Regions from separate parts of the Homo sapiens genome. Here region 1 is linked to region 2. Evidence: chromatin loops called from intact Hi-C (ENCODE). Cell type or tissue: pancreas. All regions are shown on one strand. Each heading gives the region's core, and the rest is flanking DNA. Links, peaks and the distances in the headings are about the cores only. Region 1 overlaps STN1 (STN1 subunit of CST complex). Region 2 overlaps SH3PXD2A (SH3 and PX domains 2A).

Region 1 (12,444 bases), core at 1,735-9,734, 260 kb before region 2:
ATCCTGTGCCACTCCTTTGGAAAATGTCCCTGATTCAGGAAGAGGTAGCTCCATCCAGTTGCTCAAACCAAATCCATTGGCTTCTTTCTTTCTATCATACCTCACATCCAATCTGTCTGCAAGTCTTTTGGCTCTACCTTCAGAATATCTCCAGAATCTTAACTGCTTCACCCTCCTCCCCGGCCTCCTCAGTCCTCTCTGCTTCCGCCCTGGCCCCTCTTGGGCTGTTCACAGCACAGCAGCTGTTGCCACCCTGTTAATGCTCCCACTCTCCTACAGCCTTCGGTCTTGCCCCAGGTAGGAGCCTGAGGCTGCACAGAGGTCAGCACGGCCCCGCTTACCCTGCCCTCCCAGCCCAGCCGCACGGGCCTTGCACACATGCCTCGGCATATTCCTGCCTTAGGGCTGGTGCTCCTGCTATTTCCTCTTCCCAGGTAACCATGTGAAGTGCCTCCCTCTGCCCTCTTTCCAGCCTTTACTTGAGTGTCACCTTCTCAGTGAGGCCTGCCCTCATTCCTCTTTCGCTGTTTGCAACCCATCTCCTGTCCCCCTTCCCAGAACTCCCTTTCCTACTTCGTTTTTCTTCACAGTACTTGATACTGCCTAACACACTCCATGGTTTCTTACTTGCCCTGTTTATTATTTTCCCCCAATAGACAGAATGTTCCATGATGGCAGAATTCTCTGTTTTGTTTCCTTCCATGTCCCCAGCACCTAGAACAGTGCCTGACGCATCTCCTAAGCAATACGACCAATAAGTATGTGTCTGGCTGCCTTCCGGCTGCCAGTGTCTGCCTCTTTCCTAGGGGCAGTGGTTGCGGGGGTGCTTTCTCACATGTCTTAGTAGGCTGTGCAGGCTGGAAGTGCTCAGAAGTCACACCCCCAGGGAGCAGCCTCAGCCAACAGCACCTTGGCTGTAAATGCCCCAGCTCCCTCGCCCTCAGGTAAGCATTGCTGAGGCACACGTTCCATACTCTTTTCCACAGTTCCTCCGTGGGACTGAGCACCACCCAGCCACCCACAGGAGCAGCTAACCTGATAACCACCAGCCTCACCCTCCCTGCCTTACTTCCCCGCTCCCCTTTACCACATGCTGACCTCCCAGATGCATTTCTTGCTTTCCGGTCTCTGTCTCAGGATTGGCTCCTGGATGAACACAAACTAACACTATGTTCACAAATATATTTGGGAAATGCTGGATGAATAATTATACACATCAGACAGATTACTAGAAATTCTCACCAAAGGGATGCACATGTTACCTCTGCATGGTGAGATCTCAGGTGCTTTTTACCCCACATAGCTATCCTTTGGCATTTTTATAATTAGCAAGTGCTCACTCTTCCACTGTCAGTACATTCTCATTCTTCTTGGGCGCTGGACAAGAATTCAACCGGTGTGTAAGCCAGACTCGGCCCGGGCAGTCTCAAACTCCTGACTCCTTATATAATTTCTACAAAAATTATAAAGCTATTTCCCACTCCCCACCCCACATTCATGTAACCTGAAGCATGAGTAAACCAAGAATGAGGTAGGCCTCTGTCTTCTAAGCAACATCAGAACTCTAAGAACATGAGGGACTCTTAGAAAACTCTCTGGAGCTAACCACAGCTGGGTCACTGCTCATGTACTGAAGACCAGCCAGAGGGTTCCCCTGAAAAGGAGGGAAACTGAGCAAACATTCTCCAGTTCTCTTAGTGTGCACATGTTTCAGGAGGTGTGAACCCCACATGTAGCTTGTGTAGGCAAGAAGACAAATAGTGCTACTGTCTGGTCAAGGATTTGTTTGAAGAGCCATGATTATGCCCATATGGTAAGCCACCAGTGCTCCCCATCCCTGTAAGACACTTCTTTCTCATTATTTTCTCCTCTGATGGTGTGCCAGGATGCTGGCCAAGAGAAGCCAAGTGGAAAGAAGGCTGTTCAGTGACAAGGAACCTAAGACTTAGTGCCAAGGACTGAAACCAAGTAAACTTGTAATTTTCCATGATGGAAACATCTACACTTTCTCATTAGTGGCCTCTACAGCAGTTGCCCCAAAGAAGCGTCTCATTGTTTTTTTACTACATTTATGTGAAGCATACAGGCAAACTCAGAAAGACTGTGATAAGGCTCGCCAGAGATGCCTGCACAGGTGCTGGGGGAAAAGCAGGACCATCCTGAAGGGAGATGGTGTCTGTGGACAAAGAACTCTGCAGTGGTTCTTATTTGCATGATTTCTGCTGGTGGAGGCTGTAAATGTGAGCTCAAACTCCCACATAAGTGAGTTTTCATTGTAATCCAGAATGTTTTTAAATCACCCTACTTCTATTGAACTTGCACTATCATCTGTTAACCTCTACTGTATTTATTAAATAAACCTGAATAGGTAAATCACAGTACAGCAAAAGGTTCTGTGTTCCCCAGAATTCTAATCAAACTCCAAATTCCTGAAAAGGCTCTAGTCCTTTCCTATATGTCAAATTTAAATGATAAGTTTTCATTTTGGAACATAAAGAGGGATTTTGAAGACCACAGCATAGCCCTGGGTTTTTGCATAGAGATAATAAACAGACAATCTCTTTTCAGACTGATTTGAGAAAATGTCAGTGTGAATTGGTGAAAAATCTGGGTTGGAAATAGTGCTGTTGTATTACTTCAGGTCTACCCAATGGTCTTTATTAAACCTGAAATACCACGAAGGAACAGGTTTCTGCTCTTAGGGAATTTGCTTTAATAAGAATTAATTGTGTACCAGTTATTAGTATCATTTGATTATTATGTATTTATCATTTAATATTTAGGTGATGTAAAAGTACTTCAACGCAAGAGAATTGAAAACATGGCCACACAAACACTTGTAAGCAAATGTTCACAGCAGCATTATTCCTAATAACCAAAAAGTAGCAACAACCCAAATGTCCATCAGCCAATTAATGGATAAACAAAAGGTGGGCTATCCATACAATGCAATATTACTCAATGAAGTACTGATATATGCTAAAGCATGGTGAACCTTGAAGAAATTAAGTGCAAGAAGCTAGACACAAAAGGCCACATATTGTATGATTCCATTTATATAAAATGTCCAGAAAATAGGCACATACACAGAGAAGAAGTAGATGAGGCTGGGTGCAGTGGCTCACGCCTGTAATCCCAGCACTTTCAAAGGCCAAGGTGGGCAGATCACCTGAGGTCAGGAGTTCAAGACCAACCTGGCCATGGCTAAACCCTGTATCAACTAAAAAGTACAAAAGTTAGCCAGGCGTGCTGGTGGGCACCTGTAATTCCAGCTACTCGGGAGACTGAGGCAGGGAGAATTGCTTGAACCCGGGAGGCAGAGGTTGCAGTGAGCCAAGGTCATGCTACTGAACTCCAGCCTGGGTGACAAAGCGAGACTCTGTCTCAAAAAAAAAAAGTAGATGGTGTGGCCAGGCATGGGGAGGGTGGGGATTGGGTGGTACAGGGCTCCTTTTGGGGTTAATGGACGTGTTCTGGAATTAGATAGTGGTGATGTGTGCACGACTCTGTGAACAGACTCAGAATTATGGGCTAGGTTGGGATTCCTCACATCATGGTGTCTGGGTTTCCAGGGCAGGCTTTCCAAGAGATAGCAAGATAGCAAGAGCCACACGGAAGCCACATGGCCCTTTTTCTGTAGCCCCAGAAGCCACAGCCTCACTTCCATGGCCTTCTAATTGTTGAGGCTATCACAGTCCCATGCAGGTTCGAGAGGAGAGGAATAAACTCCACCTCTTGATGGGGAGTAATGAGGTTCCAGAAGGGCATATAGGTCCGGGAATATTACCCTGGCCACATTGGAAAATACAGTCTCTCACAGATATCTTTCAGCTTTTATATAAATACAGCATCATTATTTAAAGAGCTAGTCTTAAAAATACCAAAAAAGTACAAAGAAGGGGAAAGAATGGTCTACCACTTCCCAAATACCGTGTGTATGTATGTGTGTATATATATGTGTATATACATATCTCTCTCTATATATATAAGTATGTGTGTATATATGTGTGTGTGTGTGTGTGTGTATATATATTTAGGTGATGTATGTATACATACATATAGAGAGAGAGAGAGAGAGAGAGAGAGACGGAGTTTTACTCTTGTTGCCCAGGCTGGAGTGCAGTGGCATGATCTCGCCTCACCGCAACCTCCACCTCCCGGCTTCAAGCAATTCTCCTGCCTCGGCCTCCCGAGTAGCTGGGATTTCAGGCATGTGCCACCATGCCCGGCTAATTTTGTGTTTTTAGTAGAGATGGGGTTTCTCTATGTTGGTCAGGCTGGTCTCGAACTCCCGACCTCAGGTGATCGGCCCGCCTCAGCCTCCCAAAGTGCTGGGATTACAGGTGTGAGCCACTGTGCCCAGCTTACTGTGTATATTTTTAAGATTATATATATATTGTTAGGAAAATAACCATGTTAACAATATTTTTGTGTATCCTTCCAAAAAAAAGTCAGCGTTTTATATGCACTTCACATTTTTATTAATGCTATATTTTGGAAGTCTTTTTTTCTTTTTCACTTTAGCATGCAAAATCAGCATCTTTTAAAATGGTGACATAATTCCATCGTATTGCTGTTCCATAATGCACTTAGCCAGGGCCCTATTAAAAAACATTTAATTGGTTTCCAATTTGTTGCTATTGCAACCAATTCTGCAGGAAACATTTTTCTTTTCTTGGTATATGTTTAAAGTATGTTTGTATGGTAAATTTCTAGCAATGGAACTGCCAGGAAAAGGGGCATGAGCTTTTTAAAATTTGCATAGGCACTAACAAATTACCCAGTAAAAAGACTGATCCATCGTACACTCCTATCAATGATTTATGCGTCTACTGTTTACCCACGAGCTCACCCACAGTTTGTATTATCAGTATTTTTAGTCCATGTCCATCTGATAGGTGAAAATGATTTCTGGTTTCTGTTTGCATTTATGTTTTTTTAGTATGAGTAGTGTTGAGCATCTGTTCATCATGGGAGCCTTTAGATAAAGTTCTACCCTGGACAGTAGCCATTGCTTCCAGCAGGGGCTACAGACGGCCAGGCATGTGTTCTAGCAGTGGTATCTACTGCGGAACCAGCCCAGAGCGCAGCTGCCAAGGTGCCAGTTAATACACAGCTGGAATAAACATCCGGAAGAACTCAAAACTCAAAATTCCAAACCTGCCACTCCAAGTGCTTGGTCACATGCCCACCCAAATATTAAAAATAATAATGTGTTACAACAATGATGGTTTTATTTATTTTTCTTTTTTCTATATCACAAGTCATCAAGCAAAGAAAGGACAGCAATCTTTTTAAAACCAGCCACCATATTATTGACTCAGACCTCTCATAGACCAGATGCCATTTAGCTCTGGTTCAGTGACACTGTCCCCAGTCAGATTAATGTGAAAAACTAAGGATGCTTCTAAGAAAGTGCTAATTAAGTGGAGAAGGTAGTTTTAGTAATAGAAGTGGTCTTACAGCAGCTGCCATTGACTCAACATAGCTTAATTATCATCATAAGCTGAGGCTTCACTTTCATCATTTACTGGGTTTGGTACAGTTAATTGGGGCATTGGGCAACACCATTTTTGATCATCCTCTTGGCTAGAAATTGCTCCCTCGGGGAGGAAGGCATTTATTTTTTATTCTGAGGACAATCTGTGATTGAAGGAAATAAAGCAGGGTGAGGACAGAGTAGTAGCCTTCAGTTCTTCAGCTCTGCTTTAGAGCAAAGCAGCAGCGGGGTGCATGAGCTCTGATGTGGGACACAGGCATTTGTGACAAGGGCTGAATGTTACCCTGTACTGAAATTGTGAATGATTATTCTAATATGAGTTAGGTGGCAGAATAATATATTGAGCTATTGATGTGGGTTTTGTTTTTCCTGTATTTTATTTCTTCTTTCCAAGCTGGAAGCTAGCCTTGCCTCAGGGAGGTTTGGCTTGGGGGCTGAATTCAGAAGTTGTTTGCGCAGACTCTCTGGTTTTTTTTTTGGTTTTGTTTGAGACAAGAGTCTCGCTCTGTCACCCAGGCTGAAGTGCAGTGGCGCAATCTCGGCTCATTGCTTGAACTCCTGGGTTCAAGCGATTCTCCTGCCTCAGCCTTTCAAGTAGCTGGGATTACAGGCGTGTGCCACCATGCTCGCCTAATTTTTGTATTTTTAGTAGAGACGGGGTTTTGCCATGTTGGCCAGGCTGGTCTTGAACTCCTGACCTCAGGTGATCCGCCCACCTCGGCCTCTCAAAGTGCTGGGATTATAGGCCTGAGCCACTGCGCCTGGCCTGACAATCTGCTTTATGTTTTCTGGAAGCCCGAAGCCTGGGGAAGGATTGGAGATTGGTGGCCCCCAGGCATCGCGGATGGGAATGTGCTCCCTGTGACAGTCTCATGGCAGGACTTCTGTGGAGAGGTTTTGTGGTGTCTCTCAGAAGGTCAGAGCCTTAGCCTAGGATTCTCAGCTTCAGCAAGATTCCTGTGTGTCAGCTTGGAAAGGAAGCGGCCACAAGCCCTTCCCTGAAGGTGCATGCAGGCTGGAGCCCCGGGGATTTCCACAGCGGTCTTGGTCTCAGAAGAAGAGTGGACCTGTCCCTGTTTTTCAGGTACCCTGTAACCTCCTGGATTTTCACATATTTCCAGGGAAGGGAAGCCTGCCCCATCCTGTTACCACACATCTAATTTTCATGCCAGGCTCGAGGTTGAGGGCATCAAGGCTGAGGTAACTTGAAATAAAGAAAAAAAGGGACCAGGCATGGTGGCTCATGCCTGTAATCCCAGCACTTTGGAAGGCCAAGGCGGGCGGATCACGAAGTCAAGAGATCGAGTCCATCCTGGCCAACACGGTGAAACCCCATCTCTACTAAAAATACAAAAATTAGCTGGGCATGGTGGCACCCGCCTGTAGTCCCAGCTACTTGGGAGGCTGAGGCAGGAGAATCGCTTGAACCCAAGGAGGCGGAGGTTGCAGTGAGCTGCGATCGCGCTGCTGCACTCCAGCCTGGTGACAGAGCAAGACTCTGTCTCAAAAAAATAAAGAGAAAGAAAAAAAGGACTATGACAAGTCTCACCCACCTGCGTTTTGGTAGTAAGATTCATACTGCACCACAATTAGAATAACATTCAAGGTGAACGTTAAGGTCGTGCTCCCCATGCCCTTCCCTGCCAGAATGCTCTCGAGTGAGGGAGAAGGGGAGGACGTCACCGTACAGTTACAGGGACATTGCCTATGGCCCTCCCTCGGGAGTGTGCTGTGACAGGAACCACCTGTCCTGCATCACTGCTGACACAGGATTGGACATCACTGCCTCCGAGGATGGAGGAGAGATATGTAAGATCTTGTTGCAATTCCTCAGTGGGGTCCACCTCATCATGAATGAAAATGCCACCTTGTCCCACAACCATGACACCTGTTGCCAGAGGGGAAGAGCGACCTGTGAACACAGGCCCTGTTCCTGCCAGGCTGTGTGGGAGCAAGCAGGGGACTCAGGAGAGTGAGCAAATAGAATCTATTCTAGGAGATTCCAAAACCACCTGAGCAATGAGTCTTCTCCCAACATGAAGAAGCTTGAATGCCTTACTCATCGCAGCAGCTGGCCCAGCCCTGCCCTGCCCAGCCCAGTGCCTCAGGAAGAGTCAGCAAGCTCTGCCTGTGCCTGTGGTTTTGGTCCTGTCCTGGCTTGACTTGTCCTGGTGGAGGGCGAGACCCAGAAGCTCCGCTCCTGGGAATGACAGCTGGCGAGGAGGTACTGGTCTCAGCACTCTGCCACAGCTTAGGCCGTCAGCACGAGCAGATGCCCCATTAGGGGGCCTGAGAACTGAGAACGGGGACTGTAATCTGCTATTTCTGTCCATTTGTTGTTGACCCAGGTAACCAGGAAATATGGGAAGCAGGCAGATTCTGGTTGTTTCCACAGGAGTTGAGACTTAACCAGACAACTAACTCTCCTGAGTGTTCCCTCTTGGGTGGGCACACCACAGTTCACCCCGTAGTCTGTGGTAGACTCAGCATTAGACACAGTGCTGGTGCTTAAGAAAAGTTTCCATGAACAGGCAGTGTGCTTATTGAGTGCCAGCTGTGTGCAAGGTATCGTCCCAGGTACCGAAGAGGATTCCAGGACAAAGTTTCCTGTCTTCAGGGAACTGTCAGTCAAGTGGATCAAAAGACACATGCCTGTGTGATCTACAACCCAGCGGATCATAAGGCACATGCCTGTGTTTTCTTTGACCCTCAGAGGAACAAAAGTGTTTTTATTTGACCCTCAGGGTTTTAAAACTTTATACCAACATTTAAAAATTGGCTACCATCTATATGGAAAAAAAGGCAGTGTGTGCTTGTGTATGTGTATGTTTGTAGGGTGTGTGTGTGTGTGCGTGTAAGGCAGCACTGCAGAAGAACCCGGCCACAGTGATGGCCTCTTCAAATAGGGAATCGGGGAGCAGGAATGGGTGAGAGACTTGTTGCAATGTTTTATAATTTTTTTAAATGTAAAATGTAATAACTTTACAAATAAAAAAGGATTGGGGAATTCACATAAAAATCCAGGTATTTGGCTATTCTTGACAATGCAGAAGCTCTAGCAGGACTGGGGAACATTTCATCTGGAAACGGGTTGGGGGAGGTCAGTATTAAAGGATTTTCAGCTGAGAGGGGGCATCAGGTTTGTATTTTAGAAAGTACCTTAGCAGCAGAGTGGAGGAGCACAGCTTGAGGGCGAAGTCAGGGGCGGGTAGACCAGAGAGACACGTCTGCTGCCGTCATCCAGGGAGGGGTGGGGAGGGCCTGAACCGGACAGTGGCAAGGGACATTAGTGTAAGAGAACCAACAGGTAGGTAACCAATTTGGGGGAGAGTGGAAAAGGCCAGGTGAACTGCCAGGTTCTGCAAGGCAGACCACAGTAACGGCTACAGGATTTTTAAATTAATGGGAGGGGAAAAGGGGGCTCAGGAGATTTCTGGGGGTCTGAACTGGTGATAGCAGAAATGCTAAAGGAATACATCTCCTGAAATGTGAGGGAAAACCCACAGAGAAAATGGGCTTTCATGAGTAATTGGCTCCTCTACCCCTTTCCAGGCTCCGAGAGCGTTTCACGGGTTTACCAGAGAAAATGGCCTCCGGAGACTGCAACGTGAGAGAACTGGAATTTCAGACAGAAATTGAATGCATGTGGCTTAAAAGACAAGGAAGCACCAAGTGAAAAGTAGTCGAAATCATATTCCTTCAGGGGATGAATTTTTTTGGATCTGTGTTCATCCTTTATGGCTTTATTAGTCATTGCGAAAGCCCTTTTGGGGTTGCAAAGCTGCCAGCAGGGTGCTGTTCCTGGAGGATTACCTTGAGCAAGAAGCCCCAGAAAGCAGCCCAGGCAGGCATGTCAGCAGGGAGGCTGTCCTGGCAGCATGCTGTCCAAGGGGAGAGGCCAACGCTCTACCCCTGAGGTTTGAGGCCAGAGGAAAAGAACCAACCTGGAGATTCTGCAATTCTGTTTTCTCTTAAGGTTGCTTTGGCCGTTTAGGGTTTTTCATGAAGGACAGAAACAGATCCATTCCTTGAAGGCAGAAAGAAGTTTGTACTGCCCCGCACTTGACAATGTTTAATTACATTTGCCACTTGAATCAGAGTTGAAAATATCTTCCTTTTTTTCTGTTTGAGAGTCTTGCTGTGCATCCCTCAGGCTGGCTGGAGTGCGGTGGCATGATATCGGCTCACTGCAACCTCCGCCTCCTGGCTGCTGGGTTCAAGCGATTCTCCTGCCTCACCCTTCTAAGTAGCTAGGACTACAGGAGCACACCACCATGTCCAGCTAGTTTTTGTGGAAATGGGGTTTCACCATGTTGGCCAAGCTGGTCTCAAACTCCTGACCTCAAGTGATCTGCCCACCTCAGCCTCCCAAAGTGCTGGGATTATAGGCATGAGCCACCACACCCAGCCGAAAATATCTTCCCTTTGAGACTTGGTGGCCAGCTGTTGATTTCATACTGGTGTGGCCTCAGACAATCTATGATGTAAGAAAGATAGTTAAAGTAAAATCAACCCAGTATTAATTACTTAATAATAACTAATGAACAGTTATGCACCAATAACTCAGCAAATTTAAATCTACCCGTAAGCCCAACTAGGTAGATACTGTCGTCATTCCCAATTTACAGGTGAAGAAATAGAAGCTGAGAAACTAACTTTCCCAGGGGCATATATTTAGTAAACTGGAAAACCCAGGCTTCTACCCAGTGAGTTCAACCACTAGGCTTTAATTGCTTTCAGGATCAGAGAAGTCTGTTCTCTGGTAGCTTTAAACTATGAACCCAATACAGAGTGTCTTCAAATTTGGGTTGATATATAAACGTTATTTTTCCCACAGTTGAGGCTGCACCGAGGACACACTTCTGGTGATGAATGGCATATGAGGGTGCTGGGCTGAGTGGGTGGGGTGACATCACATCACACCCGTGACAAAGAGGGAGCAGGTATTTACTGAAGATACAGGAGCCCTGGGTCAGGGCAGTAAGCATTCGTACATAAACAACTGTGCAGTCCCACAGGGAGACCAAGAGAATGGTGCAGTAGCCTCTGAGGAGTTTTATTTGGTTCATGCAGTGTTGGTCTTTCCAGGCTTTATTTTTTTAATGTTAAAAAATAGTTGATTTTAATTATGAAATATTTCAAACACACAGAAAACAATAAAGCAGATACCTAGTATCACTGAGATGAAACAGCTGTTAATATTTTCTCCTGACTGGGCGAGGTAGCTCACACCTGTAATCTCAGCACTTTGGGAGGCCAAAGCAGGAGGATTGCTGGAGCCCAGGAGTTCAAGACCAGCCTGGGCAACATAGTGATATCTCGTCTCTACTAAAAATTTAAAAAATTAGCCAGGCGGCGTGGTGGCATGCTCCTGTAGTCCCAGCTACTTGGGAGGCTGAAGTGGGAGGATCGCTTGAGCCTGGGAGGTCAAGGCTGTAGTGAGCTATGACTGTGCCACTGCACTCCAGCCTGTGCAACAGAGCAAGACCCTGTCTCAAAAAAGAAAGAAAGAAAGAAATCCCCCTATATGCTTCAGCCCTCTATCTCTTTGAAGAAATATGTTAGAAATACACATAAGGCCAACCCTGTTCCTTTCCTGCCTCTGCCCCCAGAGGTAATAACTGTCATGTGTATCATTCCCATGCAGATTTTTTTTCTTTTTTATTGTGGCATAACTTACAAGTGGTAAGTCGTACAAATTTTAATGATACAGTTTGATGAATGTTTGCTTATGCTATACCTGGATGATGAATTTTTACATGTGTATACACCTAAAACAAGGTAGAGGTCCAAATATTGAACATGTCCAGCACCACCTCAGAGAGCTCCTTTGCTTCACATTATTTCAAAAATAAGCAGATGGAGGTGCCAACATTTGAAAGTTTTAAAATCTAGAGATTTAATATAAAAATTCAAATTTCTGGCTCTTGAAGTTTTGGAAAATATGACCACATTAAGCCCACATTCTAGCATGGGGACAGAGTGGCAACTGCCCACTGTAGACACAGCATGAGTGCCTCAATTTGCATACTATGCCTGCCATGCCGTGTGGGTATATCCAGCCCACTGCATTCACTTACAGAAACTGAAAGGTGCCACTCTATTTGTAAAATTTCAAAAGTGCCACAAAAAATGTAGAGAACAATTACCTTAGCTATCTTTAGGAAGGCAGAGTTTGAGAAAAAGTGTCCTCCTCCCCACCTGCTAATGACTTAGGAAGCTGCTGACAATGTCATAAAATAAAAAGGAATCAGATTCTCTAGGTCCATGCTACTCAAAGTGTGGTCCTCGAATCAGCAGCATCCAGGAGCTTGTTAGAAATGCAGAAAGCTCAGTGCCTTCCCACCCACATGTATGAGTTTGCTAGGGCTGCCATAACTAAGTATCACACAGTGGACGGCTTATACAACAGAAAGGTATTTTCTCACAGTTCTGGAGGCCAGAAGTCCAAGATCAAGGTGTCAGCAGGGTTTGTTTCTTCTGAGGCCTCTCTCCTGGGCTTGTGGATGGCTGCCTTCTCCGTATGTCTTCACATGGTCTTCCCTCTGCATCTGTCCTCAGCTCCTCTTTTTTTTTTTTTTTTTTTTGAGACGGAGTCTCACTCTTGTCACTCAGGCTGAAGCGCAGTGGCATGATCTCAGCTCACTGTAACCTCTGCCTCCTGGATTCAAGCGATTCTCCTGCCTCAGCCTCCTGAGTAGCTGGGATTACAGGCACCCGCCACCACACCTGGCTAATTTTTGTACTTTTAGTAGAGACAGGGTTTCGTCATGTTGGCCAGGCTGGTCTTGAACTCCTGACCTCAGGTGATCCACCTGCCTCGGCCTCCCAAAGTGCTGGGATTACAGCCGTGAGCCACCACGCCCGGCCTCATCTCCTCTTCTTATAAGCACACCAGTCCTATTGGATTAGGACCTACTCTTATGACCTCATTTAACCTTAAT
Region 2 (12,444 bases), core at 2,123-10,122:
CCAGCTAGGAGCAGAGCCAGGGAGTACTCAGCTCTGGGGTCTACCTATCAGGGGCTTCCTGGGACAGGGAAAGCTGAACCCCAGCAGGCATGGAAGAAACACCCTCCTGGAAGCCTGATCAAGGACCCAAGCGGGTGGCACCCAGGCCTCCTGCCAGGAGAGAGGCTGAAAGAAACCAGGGGAGGCACCATGGTGCCCCACTCTCCCCACACCTGCCCTCCCAAGCCTTCCTGAGAGTCTACAAGGCACTTCTTTCCCAGCACCTCGGGAGGACCTTGGGCAAGACCCTGAAGTGACATCCTTGAAAACAGAGCAGGCTGCCCTCCAGAGGGGCTAGGCCTCGGCTGCGTGGTTGGCACAGCATGTTCTGCAGAAGCCACTTGGGCCAGTGCTGCCTGATTGTGCTGTGCTTGGTGTTTCCAAGCTCATTTGGCCATCGAACCCTTGTCTTAACAAAACACATGTAACTGCTTCCATGAGACCTGGGTTCCATGGACTCCTCTTGGGAGATTACATGACCAGGTGTTAATGGATGAAGTGGGTGCTCAGGGAAGGCTTCACCGAGGAGGTGTCCCTAGAACCTCTGAAGGTCAGACAGAGGAAGGATGCAAGAGGCTGAGCTGGGGGCAGGGATAGGAGAGTTCATCTGGGACACAGATGGAAACAGGGCACATTTCGAGGAAAAGCGGTATGCCGTGGGGCCTCAAGGCATGCAAGGACACCTCATGAGGGGCCGGCTTCTCCTAATCCTGCCCTCGGCCCAGCAAGCTTCTGAGCCCTGTGGACTCCAAGGTCCCGGCAGCCTGGCCGCCATTATCAGGCTGGGAGAGCCGACTCCCTGCTCCCAGGGCCTTGCCTGACAACCTGGGTCCTGGCTGGCTTTGGCACACACTGGGAGCAGCAGTGACCTCTGCTCCCATGGTCTCCCTGCTGCCACCTCTGGGGCCTGGTCCTTCCCTCCCCTGGAGAAGCCAGAGCCAACCCAGTGGACCTTCTTGGCAAGCAGTTGAGCAAAAGCCAGGCCAGGGCAGGAGGAGGGGACAGGAAGCAGGACCTGCACCCCGACCTCAAATAATCTTGCTTGCTTGCTCCCACCCCCAGAGGAGAAGTATGTCACCGTGCAGCCTTACACCAGCCAAAGCAAGGACGAGATTGGCTTTGAGAAGGGCGTCACAGTGGAGGTGATCCGGAAGAATCTGGAAGGCTGGTGGTATATCAGGTAGGGAACCCTTACATTATGAACGAGATGCCTCTCGCCCACCTGGGCCCTGGGCAGAGTGCAAAGTGGCCATGGCCACCTGATGGCAGGTAGATACTGACAGCTTTGTGCCCACGGCACAGGGCTGGGCTGCTGCACCTCTGCACAGCTGAATAGCTCAACCAGAGAATGCTCATCTTGCAAGTTTTCTCCCGGGACGCGTAAAGCAGAGCTTGAGCCACAGCCAGCGGGGCACAGAGGCCCCGGGTCAGCTTGCAGGCTGTGGTGCAATCCCTTCCCACGTATCTGCCAAGAGAGCTCAGCACATCTGAATTTGGTTTTGTGTGTCCGGCCTTGGCTGCCTGGTGTGCTCCACAGCTAGGGCTGCCTGGAGCACTGGCGTCCGCAGGCCTTGCTGAGGTCCCAGCAGGCAACCTCTGCTGCCCAGGCTCAGTACTCAGGGAGGTGGGCTGGGGGCGGGGGCGGGTGCAGGTGCAGGCCTCTTGCAGCCACGTCCCTGGTGGATGGGGACTGGCTGTCCAATCTGCAGGGCTGGCTGCAAGGGCTGGAGCAGAAGTCAGGCCTCGGCTCAGGCCATCGGAGGCTTCTTCCTTCTCTTGCCCCTCCCTCTCCCAGGCCTAATCACAGTTCCCAGCGTAGAATCCTATTGAATGGTATGGGTAGGGAAGTGGGGTCTTTCCTGACCTGCTGGAGGCAAACAATCCCGTGGGTTTCACTCACCATTACCTGGCCAAGACCTACCCTTCCAGGACCCCTGCTCTCAAGAAATGCTCCAGGAGACTTGATCTCAGTAAGTGCTTTTGGTGTCCTTGGAACTGGCTCAGCTGTGATGACTTTGCCCACCTTCTCTCTTCTCTGCCAGTTACCCAGCTGACAGGGATAGTCCTATATCCTTGGGCTCTGGGGACCCCAGATCCACTGTGGGCAGGACATGCATTCTAGGTGGTCTCCGACAGAGGGGACAGGATTGTGCAGTGGCACCAATGTGCCCCAGGGGATGTGAGTACTCGTGGGACAGTTGCTCAGAACATGGTACAACATGATGGCATTAAAGGCTAGTCCATGCTGAGGTCACTGGCCATATGGAGATTGCACCTTAGTCTGACCTGATGGAACATGGCTCCATGGCACGCACCACACCCCCCGCCCCTACCCCGCCCCCACCCCGCCCCACCCCGGAGCCCTGGTGCATATCAGTCAGGAGGGCTGAGATGTCCCTTTCTGTCCCATTGGGTGGGATGGGACTGTGCATCTGGATGTGTATTGTCCAAAGCCAGTGCCCCTAGACTTTTATGTTCTCTGAGCAATGGAAACTAGAGTCAACCCAATCACCCACCAGCCATGAGTTGAACATGGGAAAGCCAGGAAACATTCTGGCAGGCTGGTGGCCTAGCTCACTTGCCTGGAGCTTATCTACAAGGCTGCTTTATTATTATTTTTTTGTTTTCTAAAATGACCAACAAAGTCACTCTGAGCTGCTTCTAGTCCGCTCCTATCCCCATGGCCTAGTCTTACAGCCAGCAGGAGCTTGGACTGAGAAAACCCGGCTGAAAAGATTCCACCTTAAAAAGGCTGCCAGACACCCCCTTAAATATGCCATTTCCCAACATTCCAGGCTCTACGTTGATCCTCATTTCCTGTCTTTCTTCTCCTCCCCCAACCCCTACACACACACACACACACACACACACACACACACACACACACACACACCCTCGCACTCTCCATCGCGCCCTTTCCAGCTTGCTTCCCGCTGGAGTCATTTCATTCTCCATTGCTGGAAAGCAGATGTGAGCAGAGCTGGACCCAGACACACACAGGCACTCCTGATTCCCTTGCGTTTCTCCTCCTGGAATCTTAATTTTACCCATGTAGTGCTGAAGGAACACAAATACAGCACTCGGGGCCCTAAGCAGGCCTGACCGTCACCTCCATGAGCCCCCTCTCCCCATAGCTCTACAGTGTCCATGTAGAAAAATCGTCAGTGAGGGCCAGTGGGCTCATCTTTGTCTTTTCTCTGAGATGCAAGAGCACCAGGCTCTGGGCCAGATGCTGCTAAGCGCTCACTGTGTGACCCCCTTGCTTTTCTGAGCCGTAGTTGTTGGCTCACATAAGATTAGGTATTTTTACTCGTTGCTTCCATCCACCCTTAAAATTCTGTGCTTCTGTTTGCACCCATTGCATCAGGGAGCCAAAGACAGGCCCCTGACTCCCACCCACGTGTTAACTCACCTCTGCCTCCCAATCCCTGGGGAGGCGAGCTTGGCTCAGCCTGCCTGCATGTTTCTGTGACAGAACGTAAGGAGCCACCTCCTACCTGAGCTTTCTCGCAAAGCTCAGACATGTTGATAGGAACTTCAGCTTTCATATTCCTTTTCTCCCACCTAATGAGCGCCCAAGAACAAGGTCAGATCAGGAAGACGGTGGGCGGGGCGGGGGGGGAGGTGTTCAGACATCTGGTGTGGAGGAGCCATTCCAAAGAGCCAGATGTGTCCAGGGAGCAGATGGGGACATTGCAACCCAGACTTGGGGGCACTGGCCAGCGACTACTGGACCAGGAAGTGAAGTCCCCATGGGTTTGGGTGAAAACTCAACACCACGAGGAAAAAAGGAAAAGCTTGTTTTCAGAAGTCATCGAATCACCAGAAATTAAGTCAGCCCTATCATTTGCCTTTTGCCTTTGTTTATGAGCTTTTGGTTTTGTTTCCTTTTGTTTTGTTTTGTTTTTGTTTTGCTTTGGTTTTAGTTTTATCTAGTCATGTGCTTTTGTCTTTTCACTTATGGTTTCTGCTTTTGGAGCCCCACTTAGATTTTCTCAACCCCCAACATTATGTCAATCTTCTATTTGTTAATTCTGCTATATGGTATAAAGCCAGTGTCTGTCTTACTTGTTTTTCCTAACTGGGTCATCAGTTTTCCCCAAATCACTTTTTACATTTTTGGAGGCAGGGTCTCACTCTGTCTCCCAGAGTGGAGTGCAGTGGTATGATCATAGCTCACTGCAGCTTCAAACTTCTGGGCTCAAGCAATCCTCCCACCTCAGCCTCCCAAGCACCTGGGACTACAGGTATGCACCATCACACCCAGCTAATTAAAAAAAAAAAAAATTTTTTTTTGGTAGAGATGAGATCTTGCTATGTAGCCCAGGCTGGCCTTAAACGATCCTCCTGCCTCAGCTTCCCAAAGTGCTGTAATGACAGGTGTAAGCCACCTCGCCCAGCCCCAAATCACTTATTGAATAATGCATCTTTGTTCCACTACAGTAAATTTAGCCTGGTTTGTGAACTTGGTCTGTGACAGTCTATAGAGGATCCACCTACTCTCCCTGCAGTGGCACCACAGCTGTCCCATTCAGTCATCTGGCATGGAGGAGCCATTCCAGCTAAGATGTTGGAGACAGCTTAGTTGATCTCAACATGTCTGTCCTTCTGGGTACATTTTTAGCAGCGACTCTATCCCTGCATCTTGCAAAAGAGACACAAACTGAGCTCCAGGGAAGGGACTTGTGCAAGGTACCACAGACTAGAACTCAGACTGCCTGACTCTCACCTTCTGGAGTCAATTCCCTCTCTAATAATACCTCCCCTTCCTACAGGCCATTTACCTCTACATACCACATCCACACCTTCTTCTTATCTCTCTAATTATCCTCAACTGACTGGGAAGTAGCAGGCCATTATGAAGTCCTCCTTTGGGCAACCCAAAAGTTGATAAATCTGATCCCAAGCTCCCACATTTGCCTGACTTTGCAGAACATGAGAGCCCACCCCAAGAGGGATCAGGCAAAGAAAAAGGAGCATGGTGGGGGGGCAGTGGGAATTGGTGTTCTGGGTGTCTTTTCCATCTACCCTCGGTGCCATTTCTCTCCAGAGTAGTGGGATTGCCAAGCCTTGCAGAACATGGTAGGGAAGGCTCCACTGGGCAAGGCCAGATGGATCCTAGGGCCTGGGAGTGGGCTGTGAGGTCAGAGTGCTCTAATGATAGCACATCCTGCTCCTCCCCACAGATACCTGGGCAAAGAGGGCTGGGCGCCAGCATCCTACCTGAAGAAGGCCAAGGATGACCTGCCAACCCGGAAGAAGAACCTGGCCGGCCCAGTGGAGATCATTGGGAACATCATGGAGATCAGCAACCTGCTGAACAAGAAGGCGTCTGGGGACAAGGAAACTCCACCAGCCGAAGGCGAGGGCCATGAGGCCCCCATTGCCAAGAAGGAGATCAGCCTGCCCATCCTCTGCAATGCCTCCAATGGCAGTGCCGTGGGCGTTCCTGACAGGACTGTCTCCAGGCTGGCCCAGGGCTCTCCAGCTGTGGCCAGGATTGCCCCTCAGCGGGCCCAGATCAGTAAGAGCCTCGCTGACCTCTAGGTCCTCACTGCAAAGCTCCTTAGAGAATGGGCATGGGTGCCGTGAAAGCCAGGGGGGTGCACAGGACCCCCATGGCGTTTTCCTCCTGGGCTACAGACTGGCCTTTGACCCTCACTCTGTCAACTTGTGTCATGCTCATCACAGGAGTGGAGAAGGCAGAGGAGTATGATGACTCAACTGCTCCCAGCTGCTCCACGGAAGCTAGATCACATGAGGATGTGGGTGGTAGCGTTCCCTCCTCTAGTGGAGAGCCAGCAATGGTCACTCTGCAGATACACGCGTTCCAAGAGCAAGAAATGTTTTCTTTTCCTTATGGTAAAGGCTTTATAAATCAAGATAGATGATGTGTAGCTGACTTTTAAAAAATCAAAAAAACACATTTCCCTGGGCTGTTGAATGTGGGTGCTATATGCAGGGCTGCCCTATGGAGTGACAGTCTGTAGAGAAACGTCTTTCTGGGCCTTAGCAGCTCCTTCCCTATGACTTTCCACTCGTTACTGGAAACCTAAGAGACTTGGGAGCTAAGGCTTTACCACTCTACACAGGCAGTTTCAACAGGGCGTTCTTCAAGAATCATCTTCATTTCTACAGGAGACTCCAGGCAGTCTGGCACCCTCCATCTCTGGCCCAATAATGCCTTTTGTTGAGGCTTAAAACTTCCATGTTATAGGAACCTAGCTTTTGTTTGTGTCCAGCCATTCTTAAAATCTGGAGGAAAGCTGTTTCTTTAGTTTAGCTCCACTGGGTTAAGTTAGCTCTCGTGCCTGAAATCTTTTAGGGAACCAGCTGGGAAACAGTTATTGGGCACCTCCTCTTGCCTGGCATTATGCTAGCTTCTATGGATTTAATAGTAAGCAAAAAACAGACATGGTCTCTGCTCCTAACTTTGAAAACCTGATAAATCTATACACCCGTTACCCTGAAAAATGCCCACATAGCTGCACATTTTGAAAAGTGCACATAATTTTAGAGTGTTCATAGATCCCCTGGAAGCACAGCCAAGGTAAAGGTCTATAGTTTCCCCTTGAAAAAGCCCAACCACAGTGCCCATAGTGACTTAGAGTGTCAAGTCCTTCATAAAGGCTGAGCTAAAGCATGAACTTGAAGGATCAGGAGTTAGTTTCACCTAGGGAAGGCAGGTATGGGTACTGTTGCCCATCGTCTGACTAGGATTTCTGAAGCCATGTCTCTTCCTCTAGGCTCCCCGAACCTACGGACAAGACCTCCACCACGCAGAGAATCCAGCCTGGTATGTGTACTGAATTTCTTCTCCCCTTTCCTTCCTTTTCTGTGAATGCGCTATAGCCACCCGATCAATTGGCTATCTTGCGGCAGAGCCTCTTGATCCAGGGGTTTTCCAGAGCCCTGCTGGGGCTTCTAGTTTTGTGGGGCTAGGGGCAGGGAGGGAAGCCTGCAGATCCCAGCCTTCCTGGAGGCCTGGCTGGACAGTTTATAATCGGAAACACACTGCACTCCAAAGCTAAATAAATCCATCCCAGCCACTGCATTGGCAGACATAAACATTTAGACTGCCCGGCAAAAGTGTCCAGCCAGGGCATTGCCAGAGGCTGGAAATGGGGCTCCTGTCCATGCTAGCCTGGAAGCCTTTCAGCTTTCCCTGGTCAGGAATGCCCAGTGGAGGTGGTGGATGGCAGAGTCTGGGAGGGCAGAGGGCAGATCAGTGAACGTCTTCCAGGGAGGAGTGTGAGTTGCAAGGAGTGGCTCACGCCCCAGCTTTAAGAGGTTAACACTGCCAGGGTCCCTGGTTCATGTGGGTGGGGTTTCCTGGTGTCCAGACCCTCGGGCAGGTAGATACGCATCAGGGGCCAGGGCTTGGGGTGCCTGCGATGCTGGTGGCAGGCTGAGAGCCTTGGAACAAAGAACTGTTAGTAAGCGCAGTGGGATGTAGTGGAAAGAGTGTGTCTTCAAGTGCCAGGCATGGATTCGGATTCCACTTCTGACACTTAGAGGCGGAGAGACTGTAGGTAAGCCAGTTGCCCTCTACAAGCTTCAGTGCCCTTATTTATCAGACGGGACAGTACTAGCCATCTCTTAGGGCTGTTGTAAGGATGAAATGAGATGATTTATGTGGGGGGCTAGCAAACAGGTTTCCATTTCCTATGTCAGCTCTTGCCTGCTTGGTAATACTACCTGGTGCACTGGGTTAAGGAGGATTCTGAAGTCACATCTGGGCTTAGCAACAAGAGTTACTGTGGTCAGTGACATCAGCCCTGGCTAAGGGAGATGGCACCAGTCTATGGAAGAGTAGGCCCTCCATAAAAATATGGTTTTTAAAGATTTCATCCCTGGAGATGAGACCTTCCTTGCCTTGGCCATGGACCCCAGTGGAGTTTCTCTTTTTCCTCCTGAGTTTTACACACCCAAACACTGAATTCTCCCTCTCAACCATCTCTCCTAGCCACGGCTAATTATTTTCAGGCAGACTTGATTTTGGCAAGAATGGGGTAATTCCTTCCACACTTACCAAATGTGGGGATTGCTGAGGCAGGGCTGCTGTTTCCAGTTAGGCCCAGCTGCATCCCACCTGGCCAGAGATGTGGCCTGGGCTGAGCCTGGGCTGTGTCTGCTCACATGCACGGCTGCACAGCCAGGCCCTGGGGCCAGGAAAGGTGGCAGATTCTCACTCAATCCCTCAAAACCAGCTTCCTCCCACCCCTCACTCACTCTGCCTCAGCTCAGTTTCAACTGGTGGGGTTAGGACATGCAGAGCCTTGAAGGATGAGGAAGGCTGGGAAGAAGAGAAGTTCAGAAGGAGTGCTGAGTTCCAGCTTCTATTTATTGAGCTCTCCCTATGCCCCTCGCTGGGCCCAAAGTGATGTATGTTATCTCAGGGATCCTCTTCAGGATGCTGGTATTAGTTCCATTTTACAGATGAGAGAACTGAAGTTCAGAGACGTCAAGGGCTTTGCCCAGGGCCACACAGCTGGTAAATTGCTATGATTGGAGTCCAGCCCCAAGGTTGAGGTCTTTCCAGGTCTTCCTGCTACACCAAGCTTCTTCCCGTCCCCTCATCCCTCCCACCTTTTTTTCCCAATTGCTTTATTTGAACCCCTTTGCATGAGGGAGGACATAAATAGCGGGGTACAAAGTCCATTTTAGCTGAGTAGAGACAAGACCATTGAAGCAAAAATATACAATCCACAAGGGCAGGGGGTTGTCCATTTGGTTTCCTACTGGGCGCTCGGTGCCTTAGACCAGTGTCTGGCACCCAGTAGACACACAACAAACAGTTGTTAAATGAATGGGTGAGGCTCACAAACCATGGGCCAAAGCCAGCTTCTAAATGTCCTTGAATGTCATGCTTAGATGCTGCTGTGCCAGTTTCTGAAAAGCATTGAGGATCTCCAATGAGTTCTACCCTGCCCACAGAATATTGCGAGTTTATTTAGTGCTTGCCTGCCTATCTGGCCTTGTCATGATGACCAGCCAAAGACTTTGCTCACTCAACCGCACTGCCTTCTTACACACACACCCCAGACTAGAGACCACTGTGCTCCATTGCCTTGCCTGTGCTGTCAGAAGTCCCACCTGCAGCCCTCACCCCTAGACTCCAGGACAGTGGCTTTCCTTCCTCTCCCACAGGGCAGTGTGCAAGTGCTTTGTTAGAATGATTTCTCTGCTTTTTCTTTCTTTCTTTTTTTTTTTTTTTTTCAGAGACAGAGTCTCACTCTGTCAGTTGGGCTGGAGTGCAGTGGTCTGTTCATAGCTCACTGCAGCCTCGAACTCCTGGGCTCACGCTATTTTCCTGCCTCAGACTCCCAAGTAGCTGGGACCACAGGTGCATAACACCATGTCCACCTAATTTTTGTGTGTGTGTGTGTATGTGTGTGTGGTAGAAATGGGGTCTCACTATTTGCCCAGGCTGATCTCAAACTCCTGGCCTCAAGCAGTCCTCCCACCTGGGCTTCCCAAAGCACTACGATTACAGGAGATTTCTCTGCTTTTTAATTTTCATTTTGAGATTCAGCTATTGAGGCATCTGAAAACTAGACCTCCAGAGATGTAAGATTAGAAATTACTGCATTAATAATGAGCATTTTGTGCTGGGCACAGTGGCTTATGCCTGTAATTCCAGCACTTTGGGAGGCTGAGGCAGGAGGATTGCTTGAGCCCAGGAGTTTGAGACCAGGCAAAACCCTGTCTCTAGTTTTTTTCTCTTTTTTTTTTTTTTTTAAAGAATAGAATAATTTAATTAAAATGTGCAATATTTTGATGAAGAAAAATCACAAAAATGAATTGAAGGCCTGGCAGAATGGAAATAAGGTACATTTATGGATGAGAAGACTCGGTATTATTCAATTTTATCCCTAATCTGTAAATTCGATGAAATTCTAATTTAAATCCCAACACAATTTTTCTTTTTTTTTTTTTTTTTTTTCTTGACATGGAATGGTGTCTTTATTTTTGGGGGCTGCTGTAACAAAGTACCACACACTGGGTGGCTTAACAGCAGAAACGTGTTGTCTCCCAGTTCTAGGGGCGAGGAGATCAGGGTGCCGACAGGGCCTCGTTCCCTGGGAAGGCGTGGGAGGAGGACCTGTTCCCCGCCTCTCTCCCGGCTTCCGGGACTCCGGAAGCCTGACTCCAGGCTTCACGTGGTGTTCTCCCTGCTGGTGGGTCTGCCTCTGTCCTGTGTTCTTTTTTTTTTTTTTTTTTTTAAATTGATCATTCTTGGGTGTTTCTCGCAGAGGGGGATTTGGCAGGGTCATAGGACAATAGTGGAGGGAAGGTCAGCAGACAAACAAGTGAACAAAGGTCTCTGGTTTTTCTAGGCAGAGGACCCCGAGGCCTTCCGCAGTGTTTGTGTCCCTGGGTACTTGAGATTAGGGAGTGGTGATGACTCTTAACGAGCATGCTGCCTTCAAGCATCTGTTTAACAAAGCACATCTTGCACCGACCTCAATCCATTTAACCCTGAGTGGACACAGCACATGTTTCAGAGAGCACAGGGTTGGGGGTAAGGTCACAGATCAACAGGATCCCAAGGCAGAAGAATTTTTCTTAGTACAGAACAAAATGAAAAGTCTCCCATGTCTACTTCTTTCTACACAGACGCGGCAACCATCCGATTTCTCAATCTTTTCCCCACCTTTCCCCCCTTTCTATTCCACAAAACCGCCATTGTCATCATGGCCCGTTCTCAATGAGCTGTTGGGTACACCTCCCAGACGGGGTGGTGGCCGGGCAGAGGGGCTCCTCACTGCCCAGTAGGGGCGGCCGGGCAGAGGCGCCCCTCACCTCCCGGACGGGGCGGCTGGCCGGGCAGGGGGCTGACCCCCCCACCTCCCTCCCGGACGGGGCGGCTGGCCGGGCAGAGGGGCTCCTCACCTCCCAGTAGGGGCGGCTGGGCAGAGGCGCCCCTCACCTCCCGGACAGGGCGGCTGGCCTGGCGGGGGCTGACCCCCACCTCCCTCCCGGACGGGGTGGCTGCTGGGCGGAGACGCTCCTCACTTCCCAGACGGGGCAGCTGCCGGTCGGAGGGGCTCCTCACTTCTCAGACGGGGCGGCTGCCGGGCGGAGGGGCTCCTCACTTCTCAGACGGGGCGGTTGCCAGGCGGAGAGTCTCCTCACTTCCCAGACGGGGCGGCTGGGCAGAGAGGCTCCTCACCTCCCAGACGGGGTCGCGGCCGGGGAGAGGCGCTCCTCACATCCCAGACGGGGCGGCAGGGCAGAGGCACTCCCCACATCTCAGACGATGGGCGGCTGGGCAGAGACGCTCCTCACTTCCTAGATGGGATGGCGGCCGGGAAGAGGCGCTCCTCACTTCCTAGATGGGATGGCGGCCGGGCAGAGACGCTCCTCACTTTCCAGACTGAGCAGCCAGGCAGAGGGGCTCCTCACATCCCAGACGATGGGCGGCCAGGCAGAGACGCTCCTCACTTCCCAGACGGGGTGGCGGCCGGGCAGAGGCTGCACTCTCCGCACTTTGGGAGGCCAAGGCAGGCGGCTGGGAGGTGGAGGTTGTAGGGAGCCGAGATCACGCCGCTGCACTCCAGCCTGGGCACCATTGAGCACTGAGTGAACGAGACTCCGTCTGCAATCCCGGCACCTCGGGAGGCCGAGGCTGGCGGATCACTCGCGGTTAGGAGCTGGAGACCAGCCCGGCCAACACAGCGAAACCCCGTCTCCACCAAAAAAACACGAAAACCAGTCAGGCATGGCGGCGCGCGCCTGCAATCGCAGGCACTCGGCAGGCTGAGGCAGGAGAATCAGGCAGGGAGGTTGCAGTGAGCAGAGATGGCAGCAGTACAGTCCAGCTTCGGCTCGGCATCCGAGGGAGACCGTGGAAAGAGAGGGAGAGGGAGACCGTGGGGAGAGGGAGAGGGAAGGGGAGGGGGAGGGGGAGAGCTTTTTTTTTTTTTTTTTTTTTTTTTTTAGCAAATTCTTCCAGATCCTGAGAGAGCCCATCTCTACCAAAAAAAAAAAAAAAAATTAACCAGGTGTGGTGGTGTGTGCCTGTAGTCCCAGCTACTGGGGAGGCTGAAGTGGGAGGATCACTTGAGCCCAGGAGATGGAGGCTGCAGTGAGCTCTGATTACTCCACTGCACTCTAGCCTGGGTCCCAAAGCAAGACCCTATCTCAGAGTAATGATGATGATGATGATGATGATGATGATGATGATGATGATGATAGTAATAGTAATGTGAGAATTTTGATAGCTCAGACAAGTCTTCCGTGAGTCCTGAGTATTATTAGAAAGCCTCATCAGAGTAGTCCCCTGGCGATATATACCCTGAGACTCCCATGATAGATACGTACTCAGGCCAGCTGCTGTCCAGCTGGTGTAAACGGCCATCCGCACCCCCTGGGGACTGAGTGGGGACCAACCCTTGGCCA

What was found. A loop is a pair of places that touch in the nucleus more often than their neighbours do. Peaks named below come from ENCODE experiments on the same cell type or tissue, not always from the same donor. Only the 100,000 strongest peaks of a DNase experiment are listed, where the experiment ranks them.
Region 1: a loop joins it to region 2, with 2.4 times the contacts of the local background. A loop is called at or near these places in 9 of 110 quality-filtered maps.

The regions. Positions count from the first base shown.
Region 1 is chr10:103,867,503-103,879,946 of GRCh38, reverse strand. It overlaps STN1 (STN1 subunit of CST complex), which reads left to right. Exons shown (of 10, transcript NM_024928.5): 10 at 1-2,378. Among named protein-coding and RNA genes, the nearest start is that of SH3PXD2A, 18 kb to the right of the region's middle. In pancreas, for the core only: no CTCF peak of the experiment used is centred there; no DNase peak of the experiment used is centred there.
Region 2 is chr10:103,605,972-103,618,415 of GRCh38, reverse strand. It overlaps SH3PXD2A (SH3 and PX domains 2A), which reads left to right. Exons shown (of 15, transcript NM_001394015.1): 11 at 1,102-1,219; 12 at 5,226-5,563; 13 at 6,786-6,835. Among named protein-coding and RNA genes, the nearest start is that of NEURL1-AS1, 95 kb to the right of the region's middle. RefSeq lists an enhancer at 10,195-11,052. In pancreas, for the core only: no CTCF peak of the experiment used is centred there; a DNase peak (open chromatin) is centred at 5,409.